2 separate regions of the Mus musculus genome follow, and region 1 is linked to region 2. A link is a contact called in ENCODE Hi-C or POLR2A ChIA-PET data. All regions are on one chromosome and are shown on one strand. The core of a region is the stretch at or near the end of the contact, and the rest is flanking DNA. Distances in the headings are between cores, read along the strand shown. Region 1 holds the start of Pcf11 (PCF11 cleavage and polyadenylation factor subunit). Region 2 holds the start of Fam181b (family with sequence similarity 181, member B).

Region 1 (6,801 bases), core at 3,667-6,166, 410 kb after region 2:
GAAAGACACGCACACACAACCTTTATATTTTAATGTGCCTAATTTTAATGTGGCAGAATAGCTAGGCACTTCCAAACCTCCCCAAGGCTTGCACACACTCCCTTCCAGTATATTTTTTGTTTTCATTCAGATTGAATGAATAAGCTTTGATGCACTTTATATCTCATGCGTTTGAATTAATCTTTTTTTTTTTGTAAGCTTGAGGACCATTTTATTGAGGTGTGAAGGGAATACCACAGGAAAATACGATATAAATCCTGGCAGCTGCTGAGAGGAGAAAGATGGAGAGGAAAGGTAGATAGCCTTACCTTTGAAAGAAAGCAGGCAGATCCAGCAACAGAAGTCTTCAAGCAGCTGCACAACATGGTAATGGGTTGGTGTTTGTGGAGAGCAGGGAGCTGGCCTTCAGTATTTGGGAAAGCATGCTTAGTGCTTCAACTGGTATCCAAAGAAGGCATAGATTGGAGAAAGTGACAGCTCACACCTTTAATCCCAGCAATTGGGAGGCAGAAGCAGTTGGATGTCTGAGTTTCAGGCCAGCCTGTTTTGCAGGGCAAATTTCAGGACAGCCTGGGCTACAGAGAAACTCTGTCTCAAACAACAATAACAACAACAACAACAACAACAACAACAACAACAATCCTAAGGCTTTTTGAGTTAGAACTTGAAAACCAAGCAAGGTTAGTAGCATGCTAACCATGGGCCAGTCTGTTTTGCCTTGTTGAAAGCAGAGTCGTGGGTTCAAACACATCATTTCATCCCATCTTTTTAACACTTTATAAGGTGATAATTGTCCTTTTCTTTTTTTTTTTTTTTTTTTTTTTTTTTTTTTTGGTTTTTCGAGACAGGGTTTTTCTGTATAGCCCTGGCCGTCCTGGAACTCACTTTGTAGACCAGGCTGGCCTGGAACTCAGAAATCCACCTGCCTCTGCCTCCCAAGTGCTGGGATTAAAGGCGTGCGCCACCATGCCTGGCCGCTTTTTGTTTTTTTGTTTTTTGTTTTTTGTTTTTTGTCCTTTTCTTTTAATTCACTGGAAAGCAATCTGAGAGAAATCAGTGTTTAGTGAGGAAGTTGTGCTACAGGGACCAAGTGAAATTATTTTGACCTAATTCTGTGTTTTGATTGTCTTGAGTTAAGAATTCTCCATGCATATCCATGCATCTGTTTAATTCACTTACCTAACAGGCTTTATTCTTACCTTGGCCTAGACTATTTCCTCTTGAGAGGCTAGTCCTCGAAGAGGGTGAGTGAACCCAGCCTCTCAACATTCCCTACTAGAAAATACGGTGACAACTAAGATGCTTTACCGTGACTCATAATAATTTCAACCTTCGAAACAAATGAAAGGTCAAATCTCACTTTTAAAAATATATGTATGGGTATTTTTTCTGCATGTATTTATGTACACCATGGCACCTTGGTGCCCTCAGAAGCCAGAGAGAACATCAGATCCTCCAGAGCTTGTGTGCTGCCTTGTTGGTGTATACTGTTTTGTGGGTGTTGGAAATTGCATTCTGGCTCTTTGGAAGGGTAGCCAGTTCTTTTAACCACTGAGTCATCTCACCAGCCCCTGAATTTTAGAACTCACTAGCCTAAAACTAATTCACCTAATTTTCAGAAAAATAGATACATAGACACATAGATAAATTGTCTATGTAACTGTTATCTAATGATTTCTTCCAATAGTGAAACATTCCATTGCAGGGAAGCTTTTTAAACAGGAAGGTAAGCAACTTAAAACAGCTTCAGGAAGTCCCTGAAATTGAGCGGATTCACTAAGTCCTTCCCTGCCAGAGTAAGTAAAAGCAACGGATTTTCAGAGGAGACAAGCTGCAAAGAAGACCCTAAAACCATACTAGCTGCCCGGAAGAAACAGAAACCAGCCCAGCTGCCTGGAAGAGGTTTAGACCAACTGAGGCATCTGGAAAGGACACTCTCCAACCTGCAGAACTGCTGCAGGCTGGGAAGTGTGCTTCAAGTTCCCAGGTTTTGTGAGCTGTCACCCATGCGGGAGTGGGCTTTGGTGATGTAGCTGTCTTAGAGTCATTTCTGCTCCTGTAAGTAACCCAATAAATCTCATTGGTTTACCAAGTTGTTGTGGTGGTATCAGTACTTTGGTCTGCTGTGGGCTCCCTATCTGGAGTGAGTAGGTGTGTGAGAGAGCCTTCCTAAGAAAAGTTTTGTCATACAGCAGTAACCAAATCATGTTAAATTTTTTTTTCATTTGACAAAGACAATGAAACAAAACCTAAAACCCAGCATAAGCCACAATAGCCATTTGAGAAACCAACACTACAAATATAAGCACACAAATATATTTTAATATGTCTTTTGTTAACTCATGAAACTTAAATTGTACTTTTGATTTTTGCACACAAAGGAGATAACCTAAGAATATTTTTTAAAAAAAGTACCCAAGGAGCTAAAGGGATCTGCAACCCTATAGGTGGAACAACAATATGGACTAACCAGTAACCCCCAGAGCTTGTGTCTCTAGCTGCATATGTATCAGAAGATGGCCTAGTTGGCCATCAGTGGAAAGAGAGGTCCATTGGTTGTGCAAACTGTATATGCCTCAGTACAGGGGAATGCCAGGGCCAAGAAGTGGGAGTGGGTGGGTAGGGGAGTGGGGGGGATGGTATGGGGGACTTTTGGGATAGCATTGGAAATGTAAATGAGGAAAATACCTAATTAAAAAAAAGAATCGGATTTGGAAACTGAAAAAAGATATGATATGGACTTATTAAAGATGTAGCTTGGCAGTAATATACTTGCCCGGATGTATGCCACCCTGGATTTGATGTCCAGTATTGAAGAGATAGAGAGGAGGGAGGGAGGAGGGAGGCATGGGAGAGGGAGAGGGAAAGAGAATGAGGACAAGAGAGAGAATATGAATATATCTACCAAACTGAGGAATTATTTTTTAAAAAACAAAATCTAAAAGTAGTACTGGGCACTGTGTTACAAGCCTTTAATCCCAGCAGAGGCAGGCAAAATGCTGTGAGTTTGAGGCTAGCTTACTCTACCCAGAGAGTTCCAGGTTAGCCAGGGACACAGTGAGACACTTTCTCAAACCAAACCAAACCATCCCCAAATTTTCACATTCAAAGGAAACCCCAACTCCTCAAACTCCAAAAGGCAGTTTAAATATCCAGAAATGGGCTCAGTCTGGATTGTAGGAGGATTTCTGGCAGTTATATAAAAGTCAGCACTCCTCAGGAACTTGTGAAACCAATTCCCCTCTGTCCAAAAGACATATGTGGTTACGTTGGTGCCTATCAGGATATCAAAGCACACAAATGCTGGCATTCAGGCTCCCTGGTACCACAAATACCTGTTACAGTCTTCAAAGTGCATGCTAGCATCCTAGCCCTTTTCTCCTCCTCAGGTACCCTAACCTCCCTCCAGCCCACAGGCTTCCATTCTGCCAGCTCCTCATTCTTTATAACCCTGCTATTCTTGCTGGTTTTTTTTTTTTTTTCTCTTCCTCTGCTCTGCTTTTCCTTCTCTTACCATCTTTGTCGTCTATCCGCCGCTATTCTCCCTTCTCTCAAAGACATCCATGGCCATGGTCTGATGGTCGTGTTCGGTTTATCTTTTTCTCTGCTCTGGATTCTCCAGATGCCATGGCAGTTCTTTCTTTATATCTACAATAAAAGCCTTCCCTTTAACCATAGCATGGAGTGGACGTGTCATCAGTTTGTGTGTGTATGTGTGTGTGCGAACTATCCCTCCACTGTGCTTCATAGTTCACTAAGGCTCTGACAAACTATTTGTTTTGTGTATCTTAAAAACCAGATTATAGAAATCTAAGGTATTTTTCCATATATCTCAGATGTATTTTTTTTTTTTTAAACAAGGTCTCTGTACGTAGCCTTGGCTGTCCTGGAACTCACTCTGTAGATCAGGCTGTCCTTGAAATCAGTGATCTCCGTTCTGTCTCTTTAGTGCTGGGATTAAGTGTTATGTTTTTTTGAGATAGGGACTCGTTAAGTAGCCCTGGCTGGACTGGAACTTGACATTTAGACTTGACAGGTCTCGACTCCAAGAGATCCACCTTCCTCTGCCTCCTGAGGGCTGAGGTTCAAGGCCTGAGCCATCAAGTATGGCTCAGATATTGTATTTATTCTAAGGCCATTTGGAAATGTAGCAGATTGAAGAGGTGAGTGCTATTAGGTTATTGTGAATACCCTTCCAGAAATGTGACTTCTTCAAAAGATCTCCAGCTCCTCTGGGAAAGCTTTTCTCACATAGCACCTCCTAATAAAAGCATTTTCCTGGGGACTCAACTCCTGCAAGCCTGTCTAGGTGCTTTTATGAGTGTGGCAGTTAGCAGGAGTTACTCCAGTCTGGATTCCGGGTAGGGCAGGCGTCTCCGCCTTAATGCCTGAGGGACAGCTGGCTCAGCGAGCCCCGCCCAGGCTCCCGGGAGCACCTGAGACGGGGCGACTGGCCTTGACTGGAGGCTTTCGCTCTTCCAGCTCATGCCAACCCCCGCCCGCACCCAGGAGGCAAGCGGGAGGAGGATGGTTGATGGAGTCGCCCAGTGGTTGGAGGAGTGCATAGGAAGGGGCCTGGTGCAGCTTTCATAAACTGGTTGGGCCGGTCCTCTGGAGCCTCCGTCCTCTACTGGCTTCCCTGGATGGGTTGTTATGGTAACAAATGACCGAACAGTCCCTTACGAATTGGCCAATGAGAGCCGACCGTCCTTTGCACCGCGTCTCCGAGCCGGAGGTGTTGCGAAAGCCGAGACTCGACCGAGGAAGAAGGCGGTGCTTGGACGTATTGCGGAAGGGCCGGGGGCGGGGCCTGTGACACGCGCGGGCCAGCCAATCCCGCCTGGTGTTTCCAACGGCCCCGCCCCTTACCGCACATTTCCCCTCCCCTAGTTCATTTCGCACGACGCAGCGGTTGGGAACACAGACATTTTCGGAGCTGGAGCCGCCACTGCCGCCGCCATTTTGTGTCTGTGGAGAAAGAAGCCCCGGCGGCGGCTGGAAGCGGACGGAGATTCCCCGTGAGGCTGCGGCGTTTCTTCCCCGAGGTTCCCCCTGGGTCGTCCCCCATCCCCCCTCCGTGGTCAGCATGTGGTGAAGCCGCAGCCGCCGGAGACCCGGGGAGCGAGGCCGAGGCGTCGGAAGGGAGGCGGGGTGTCGAGCGGCTTCAGCTTCGGCGGCGGCGGACCTCGGAGGGGGGCCGCGGCGCAATGTCAGAGCAGACGCCGGCGGAGGCCGGGGCTGCGGGGGCCCGGGAGGACGCCTGTCGGGATTATCAGTCGTCGCTGGAAGACCTGACCTTCAATAGCAAACCGCACATCAATATGCTGACCATTCTAGCCGAGGAGAACCTGCCCTTCGCCAAGGAGATCGTCTCTCTCATCGAGGCCCAAACCGCCAAGGTTTTTATACACCCCGCAGCCTCCTATTCTTCTAATACTCCTTGATTTTAGTGTCAGCCTCATCCCAGGTCTCGCTTCCATCCGAAGGGGGACGGAGTTCCTCCTCTCCAACCCCCCACCCCCGACTCGGGCTTGGTCTTTGGCCCCGGCTGGGAGCGTGGGCCTCTTTCGGGAGGGAGCGGGGAGGATGCAGGGTGGAGCCCCATTTCCGCTTACCAACTCCCTATTTAGGCCACCTCTGACTACGTCCCCACGCTCCACGCATCGGGGACAGCCTTTCGGATGGGGGAAATACTTAGAGGCAGTTGGTGTTTGGGGAGCGAAAGAGTTAAAAAACAAACCATCTTAAGCCCTTGGGAAGGTGGGGAGGGGCTTTCCCTCAGTGTCCTTTTTGGGGAATTGTGCTCTGTGGGTTGGAAGGAGGTGAAGGGGGACCTGGGAGCGAGCTGTCGGTGGGTTGGGTATAGGGAATTGGCCCCGAGTGGAGCAGCGGCCTGTTAGCTCAACATGGCGCCTGCAAAGCACATGATGCGAAAGGGAAGAGAGGAGAGAACCCATTCCCTGCCAGCCAGGCAGCTGCTCTCACCCGTCAGCCCCATTTTGGGGTGGGGGCTGTTGGATCAAACTTTTATTCTCCTCTCGGAGGGTCTGATTTTGCCCCAATGGTAGGAAAATTGGGCTGAGGATGGGGTTTGGGTGTGTGGGGGAGGTCTTATCCAACCTGTAGGTGGAGAATTGGCCCAGTGGGTAACAAATACTTGGAAGTTTCTTTGAAAAATTCAGTCCCTCCTTTTCCTATTCTCGTTTTCTCCCTTCCCTGATAGTGAAGGCTTGCTTTTCTTCACCCCTTGAGCGAAGTGGTCCTTTGCTACCTTCTGTTTTCCCTCTGGTCTTGCTCTTCTGTGGATTCATGTGGGAGCGATATGTTATTTAAGTAAAGTTACTGTTAAACTTAGTTTATATTGAGTCTTAACCGTTTCCCAATTAATACGTTTTAAGTTACTTTTCAAGCTTGTACTTAAGGTTTAGTTTTTTTTCTCTAGTTGTTAGTGATTGCAATTATCAGGATGAGCCTCCTTTTAGCAGAGTGAACCCCTTTTAAAAGGCCACTTTAACAACAACCACCAATATGTTGTTTAGAGACGGTTTCTGTCTAGTGTACAACTGAGTGGTCTGACTCTAATAAATGGTTTTGAAATGTGTGACTGGTATTATAAAATTTGTGAATAAAACATATAAAATATGTATTTGTCTTTTTTATTTACCTTTGTAAGGTGTAGAATCTGTTTCCAAGAATTTTTACTTTTGTGGTTGTGTGTTTTAAACAAAAGTCTTTAAGTGACTTGGGTTCATTCTTCTTTAGGTCCATCCACTCTTTTGGGTAAATCAGTTCACAAGATAC
Region 2 (7,449 bases), core at 2,803-5,302:
GGACACCCCACAGGCACTGAGTTTGTATTTGTCTAACGTAATTTTCAGCTAGTGGTAATTTCATCTCTTAGAGCACATGTGACAATTACAATAGACTTTATTATCACAACCAGCAGAGTACCATTGGCATCTAATAGACAAGTCCAGGCATGCTGCTGAACCTTCAACCATGCCCAGGACAGTCTACAAAGTAAAGAGCTGTGGTACCCAAAATTTCAACAGCACTCAGAGGCAGGAACCTCTGCTCCTGGCATTGTGTAAAGGCTGGGAACCCATGAATGCAAATGTTAGCCAAATCTCACAAATGACAGGCAGGTCTTGATGTCCCAGTACCGTTAGATTTGGACTCCACACTTGCTTTCAGTAAGTTGGGGTTGTTTTGCCTGCCTGAACCTCAGCTTTCAAAGGAGCAACTGGCAACTGCCCCCACCCCCAGGAAGATCAGTAAACGGATGCTTTGCTCAGCGCCTGGCACATAGAAACATGTGTTGGTATTCTTCTCATGAACAGAAGACATAACAAACAAGGCACTGGCCAAAGACATCTTTTTACTAAACTGGGTAAGAAGGAAGGAGAAAATTAAGAAACACCACATTGACAGTAAACCCTATGGGCAGTCACAGTGTTAATGTCTGACTGTGAAATTCTACCCTAGATTATTGTCACAATAAACCAACATAAATTAAGTGGCTGTTGGGTAAGGTGCCATTAGCACAATGAAATTAATCACCTTTTACTACTGTGAAGAAATTCAACTGGCTGCCAGGTTTCTAAAGTTGAAAAATTCTTTTCATAGTTGCTACTCCAGCTTCACTCGAAAGAAAGTGATCTTATAATAATAGCATTTGAAGCTATGCCTGCCATTGCTGCACACGAGTTTCTTTTCTTTTCTTTTTAAATTCTTTCCCAAAATCTACAGCAGTTTTGATTTTCACAGACTATGGCCCTGCCTTTTTCATCCCTTGCAGCCACACTAATTTTTTTTTCTTTCTCCTCGTAAATATTCAGACAGTCTGTTTTGGCTGCCTTACAGAGAAGCAGCAATCAAGTCTACAGACATTCCCAACTCCTTTTCTGAGTTTTGGCCTCGAAGAGCTTTTGCACCTGTGGGTACCCAACAGCCTCCTTTCTTGGCTCCAGCTGCTCACTTCCCACCAGGACTTTTCTCAACTCTGACCCTCAATCATCCTGATGGTGCTGTGAATCTTCTCAGCCACATTCACTACTGGTTAAACTTTTTCTCTGACTTTCATCCTCCAAGACTTCCATCCAGGTTATGAAAAGAATGGAAAATCTCCATTGGAGACATTATACCCTCCACAGATCCCTATCACAGTGAGGTACAGGAGTGAGGAAGATCAGGGATGTAGGGGCTGGGGAGTAAGAGTTTGGGATACAGGGGTGTGGCTGAAAGAAGATGATAAAGTTGTACAGCTATCATAACGCCCCAAACAAAAAAGAAACAAACAAACAAAATGAGAATAACATGTTCTACAGTTTTCACTCCAAAACCATTTATCTGCTTATAAAGAGACATAATACACCTGCAGGTCCAAGCAGTGCAACAGTTTCAAGACATTTTGTGTATTTTACTTCTGAGTCTCCCAAACAGCTACAACAGTGAGAAGTGGAGAAACGCTGTCATCCTGTTATAATAAGAAAACTTAAAATCAAGAGGTTATCATCTGTCTTCTAACTCTCTCTCAAAAAATGGCTGGGAAAGAGGAAAGGGGGAAGACAGAAATGGGACTCTAGACTTGCCAGGTTTTCCTCCTAACTCAGAGATTTGGAAGAAGGCAGAGAGCAGAGATGAGAGGCTAGAGCCATGGAGTAAGCTATTCAAGGGTAACAGCAGAAAGAGATGGGAAAGGCAGAGATTGGTAGGGGAAGGGAAATCTTAAGAAGAGAAGAACAGAGTCACACTCAGAACTGGTTTTAGTGTGTTTAAAGTCTTGGGCTTAATATCCTCCATCGTGGAAAAATAACTGTAATGGCACCTTCAGCTTCCCCACCCCACCCCATCCCCCCAACCCCCACCCCCGCGCGCCAAAAACAAAAACCAAGGAAGGCAAAGGGGGAAAGAAGGGAGGCCTGGGACATGACCTTGCCAGCACCCAAGCCCCGCCCGCAGCGTCCACCTAGCAAAGTTGAGAAATTGGGAAAACACTAAGAAAACACTCAACTCAATGACCACATACCTCTGTTCCATTTCTTTCAATATAGGCTTTAATTCATAATGTAGTCAGGGGAGGACACCAGGGAGCTGTTTGAAGGGGATAATGACATTAAACACACTGACCTTGGCTGAACTGAGATGAGACAGTAAAAGCTGTCTTACTCTTGACCCTTGATCATCCCACCCAAATCCTGTCTCTGGGTTTTTTAATTGGTCTGTCCAAGTAGGAATCTATGACTCACTTAGAAAAGAAAAGAAAATCTGAGGCTGTGATTAAAACAATCCTCACTTCGTCTGTTTTCCTGAAGATCCTTTATTAAATGGATTGAGGGTTTGTTTGTTTGTTTGTTTGTTTGTTTGTTTGTTTTAATCCCATTTCGTCTTTACTTGCGTTCTCCCATCGTTCTCTCCTCTCAGAAGAAACCCAAAGTGGCACGCAGCCCACAGTAGTCATAATGAAAGGAACGAGTTCCTCGCAGTCAGTCTGGATGCCCTCCTTCCTCCCCAGAAGCCCCTTCCCAGACCCCATCTGGTCTCCAGAGGCTGGGGTAAACCGCGCGGCTGTAGCCCGCGCTGTAATCATAGGACACCTGATGGGGCGGCGGCAACGCACAATCTGGGAAGAAGGGGGTGAAAGAAGACAAGGCTGGCGCGTCCTCCCCACCTGGAGAGTCCAAGGCTGTGGGGTACAGGAGGCGCACAGGCTCGTTCAAGGTCACGCCGCCGCGAACGCCAGCCACAGGAGGCTTCTTGGTCTGAGGACAGCTCGGGGGTGTTCCAGGGCTCGGGGTATAGTAGGTTCCCCACCATCGCCGGCTGCTCAAAGGGGCCTGACTCCAGCTCCAGGGGTCCCCGTAGGACCGTGGCTCCGGCGGGGAACGGATCGAGAGGGTCCGCGGCCATCAAGACACCCGAATCGTTGCCACTGCCGAAGTCTGGCGCCAGCAACTCAAAGAACTCAACGGCCTCCGCCCCTTTCTCCAGGTCACCCAGACTCACGCCCTGGCCCGATGGGACGCCGCTGGCGCCGCCGCAGCCCACCCGGGATGGTTCAGTGAAGAAGGACGGGGGCAGGTTTCGGGCACGCAGCGGGACCTTCCTGGTGCCGGGAGCCACTGAGCTCACCGCGGTGCCCGCCCCGTCTCCCACAGCGCTTGCTGCTCCGAGGCCCGGGACTGACACCGCCTCCGCACCGCCAGCCGTCTCTGCACCCCCGGGGATGTGGCGCAGAGAGTCGAAAAGAGCAGCCAGGCTCCGGCTCTGCAGGCTGGCGGCAGCTGCAGCCTGGGTCGCCTCCCTCCGCGGGGCGGCCTTACAGTGCGCTGGGGTCGCGACGGTCGGGGCTCCCGGAGGCCGTTTGGCTGGAGCATCTGCAGCGCTCGGGGACGCGGGTCTCGGAGGTGCAGTCCCCATGAGGCCACTGCAGCGCTTAATCTGCTTCTGCAAGTACTTGCGGTGGTTCACTTTCCGCTTAGACTTGCCTGGCTTGTCCAGCGCCAGCTTGATGTTGCTGGACGCCGAGTCTATGAAGCTGAGCAGGTCGCGGGTGGCCTCGCGCACGTCCCCGCCCTCGGACCCCGATAGCAGCGCTCCCGCGGTCGCCCCGCTCTCATCGTCTTCGAAACAGCAGCCTTTGTCCAGACTTCCGAAGGCGCTCACCAGCCCGTCCGCGGAGCCTCCGAAACCGAAGGGTATGAAGGGGTGCGAGCTGAGCAGCGCAGCCTGCACCGCCATCGCTGCGGCTCCCCGGCCGTCCGCAGCGCGGCCCGTGCGCACCCGGCCCGCTCCAGCCCAGGCGAGGCGCTGTCTGCTCGCTCCGACCCAGGCTCACGGCTCAGCCTCCCGGGGGAGCTCATTAGATCTTGTAAGCCAGAGGCGGAGGGAGGGAGTGCAGGGCGACCGCCCCGGTAGCGGAGAGGAGGGGCTTACGTAGCCAGGCTTTGGTAGTGGGTATAAAGGGGGCGGGAAACTTGGGCTTTTCTTGTTTTCCGAGCTTTCTCAGACCTTAACCCTTTCCTTTCCCTGTGCCCCGGGGCATTTGTTTTGACTGGCCTCAATCGCCAGGGGTGAGGAGAAAGCCTGTGTTCCAACCCCAGCTAGGCTTCTGTAAAACCACACCCTGGCCCTGGACACTGTCCCTAAGCGAGTTCACAAATCTGGGTTTCGATTCCAGTTTTGGAAGCAGTGAGGTCCACCATCTACCAGCTCCTGGAATCGCTCTGTACTGGTCATTGCCCATTTAATGACTTTATGCCATTTAATCCTGTCCAACAGCCTCATGAACTACATGTTTTGTTACCATTCAGCAAAAGAAACTAGACTTCTGAGAAGTTCGGAGAATTGGCCATAGCCACATCTAGTACAGTCAGAAAAGAAAGCCATTCCCAAACTGATTAATCTGTATTCTCTTGGCCCTGTCTCTTTGAATCTTCAAACTCTACTTCTGATCCTAAGATTCTGATCAGTTTTCCCAGGACCCTCAAGTCTGATGTTCTTGCTTCTACTGCTGGATTGGTAGAAGTTACTACTAGCTTAAAGTTAAGTCAAAGCCAGCCCTTGGCCCAAAGGTCAAATAAGAAAAAAGTCAGTCTCCCTGAGCCACTTCTTGATGGGAGAGAGTCCCGGGTGTATAGACAGCTCTGGCCTCTTAGGTTTTCTACTTCTGAAGCCACGTAGATTGCCCCCCACGCAGTGCTGCTGTAGTCGAGTGATCACCTGCACGTTTCCTAGGACACTTTCAACCAGACATTCATTCTTCTTGGGGTGGAGAAAATGAACAACGCGGTCCATCGTGAAAGGTCACTGAGAAAAGACTTGGTCTTGGTTTAGTTTAAGCCTATCCAGTAAACAGCCTGGGACTGAAATCCTTGCTCTGTTGGGTACATGGCTTTGGATAGACCATCTCACCATGCTCTGCTTTGGTTAGCTTTTTTACATCACAACACAAGTGAGGCTGCCCACCTCACTGGGCACATAGAGCATTTGCTATGAAAGAAGAGACCCGTGGAGATGGCTGCACTCCTTGATATGTCTTCTCCATCACAGTATTCATGAGGATTAACTGACGCCACAATAGAAAAGCCTCGTGCACACAACAAAGTTCTCTTAGTTATCATGGTGCAGGTCACTGAAGAGGTACCGACCATGTCTTCTAACAGTCTTCTCTTCAAGACCCATTTTCCTGCAGCTATAACAGAACCACATTGGAGCATGCATTCCTACCAAAGAAGACAGGTTTTATTTAAGTGATGGGAATAGGTACTTAAACACATAAAGCTGAGTCAAAATTGTTTTAACTCACATTGGCTCAATTGTCATGTACCTTTCATTCAGATTCAAAGATGTCCAGTATCATTTAGTCACACAGAGTCCAGTAGAGATGCCAAGAGTTTAATGAGAAATGGCCAGAGGGCAACTGTGCAAGATTTCTACACTTGAAATTCTAACAATCATATTTAAAATAAATAAACTATAAATATTAATCTATAAAAATCCCTTTTCACTTCTAGATAGTTGGGCTTCTAACACATCAAAGTTAATTTCCTGATTAATATTTGCTTTGGAAGTTGGAAGAGTCCTTGGGCCAGTCAGTTCATTTTCTGTATCATGTCCATTCCTAATCTGAGAAATGAGAATAGTTATAACTATTCTCGTGGATTTTGAAAAGGTTATTTATATTGCACAGTAGGCAAATGCTACTGGCAAGAATTATTTTTCTCCTACTACAGCAAAGGCTATCTCACCTTGTCTGATATAAAATAGTGGCCCAATGAACTCCTTGTTCTTGACTTGTGCCCAACCCATTCTATTACAACATAGCAAACTACAATATCAGCATCATTTGTCCTTTGTCCCCAGCCAAGTGCCTATTTTCAATTACAAGAAAGCAGCTGTGCTTATGGGTTAGACAAACTTTGAAAGAACAGTGTAAAAGTGCTGAAATTATAGCCAGAGAAAACTGGAGTCCAATTTTGCCTTTATTATCGGACAATACAAAACTTCTTCTGTGGACTCTGACCTATAAAATAAATATAACATGATAGCTATATGTATAAAAAAATATTTCTTTCTCATGATTCATAAAACTGACCCTTATATGCCTATATATGCCCATCCAGTCATTTATTCATTAGGCAGGAAAATGGATGTGCATATACCAGGGATGCAGAGATGAAAAACTATGGATTATACTTTTGCTAATCGAAAGGCAGACATTACACACAAGTCACTATAATATATGACCTTAGTAAACTAAAGGTGCCAGAGATGGGGGGATCATCAAGCTGCACACTGTGCTACAGATGTGTCAAAGTGGAATGGAGGTGGGGGTTGTCTTGGTCTCTTCCCTGCCACTGGATCCCCTTCCCCTCTACTTGGACTGGCTGGAGGGGCTTCAGTGGGAGAAGATGTGTCTAGTCCTGCTGGGCAAGGAGCTCCAGGGTGGGATGGTACTCAAGAAGGGAGTCTCCCCTTCTCTCAGTAGAAGGGGTGGGAGCAATGGGAGGAGAGATTTGTAAGGGTAGGACTAGGAAGGAAGGAGGGAGGGGCCTGTCATCTGGATGTAAAGTGAATAAAAAATAATAAAAAAATTTTTTAAAGTCAAAAAGGGACCATTAAGGCTGCCCAAAGAAGACAAGGCATTTAAAGACAAGGTAGAATTGGAGCAAAGATTTAAATGATGTACCTGAATATTTCAAGCAAATTTGTACTATCTCTCTGAGAGAACAGCCCAGACAAAGGCATGTGTAAGTGAAAGATGTGATGTTTGTGGAAAATAAGTAGTAACTTTTCCTTGGAATTATTTTACTTCTGAAACTAGAGGGCATTTTTAGGAGTTCACCTACCCAGCTATCTGCACCCAGTCTGAATCGTGGCCTCACTGCTTCATCTGCCCCCTTTTTTGGAAGAATCGTATGTGGGATAAAATTGGTTTTAGTTGAGCCACTGGCTCACTCCTGCCAGGCTCTTCAGCCCCTCCTCCTACCCCTGAGTGAGAACATTCTCTTGAGTGGCTTTGACATCAATACATTTCACTTCCTATAGAGCAAAGGGACTCAGCTCCCGCCTGCAACCAGGGGCTCTGCAGATCTCCAAACTAGAGCTCTTTCCTCCTGGTGATGCCTAATGCTGAGCGAGTGGGATTAGTCTCCTTGGGAACCAAGCCCCCTAGGGGCTCAAGAGCTGAACTCACCCCAAACCGTTTGGGAGAATTGAGATTTCATATTGTTCTTTTACACAAGGATTTCAGGACATTATTCGAACAAAAGCCCACC

What was found. A loop is a pair of places that touch in the nucleus more often than their neighbours do. ChIA-PET counts read pairs that join two places held with the same protein, here RNA polymerase II (POLR2A).
Region 1: a map of heart shows a loop between it and region 2 (4-fold over the local background). The contact joins the promoter of Pcf11 here to the promoter of Fam181b in region 2. A Hi-C loop is called at or near these places in 1 of 37 maps with a recorded cell type or tissue (heart). POLR2A ChIA-PET finds 5 or more read pairs at or near these places in 1 of 5 experiments (embryonic stem cell).

The regions. Positions count from the first base shown.
Region 1 is chr7:92,668,027-92,674,827 of GRCm38, reverse strand. It overlaps Pcf11 (PCF11 cleavage and polyadenylation factor subunit), which reads left to right and starts at 4,916. Exons shown (of 16, transcript NM_029078.3): 1 at 4,916-5,399. The coding sequence starts at 5,208.
Region 2 is chr7:93,076,482-93,083,930 of GRCm38, reverse strand. Fam181b (family with sequence similarity 181, member B) reads right to left here and starts at 4,052. Exons shown (of 2, transcript NM_021427.2): 1 at 2,946-4,052; 2 at 2,209-2,944. The coding sequence starts at 3,910. The coding sequence ends at 2,656.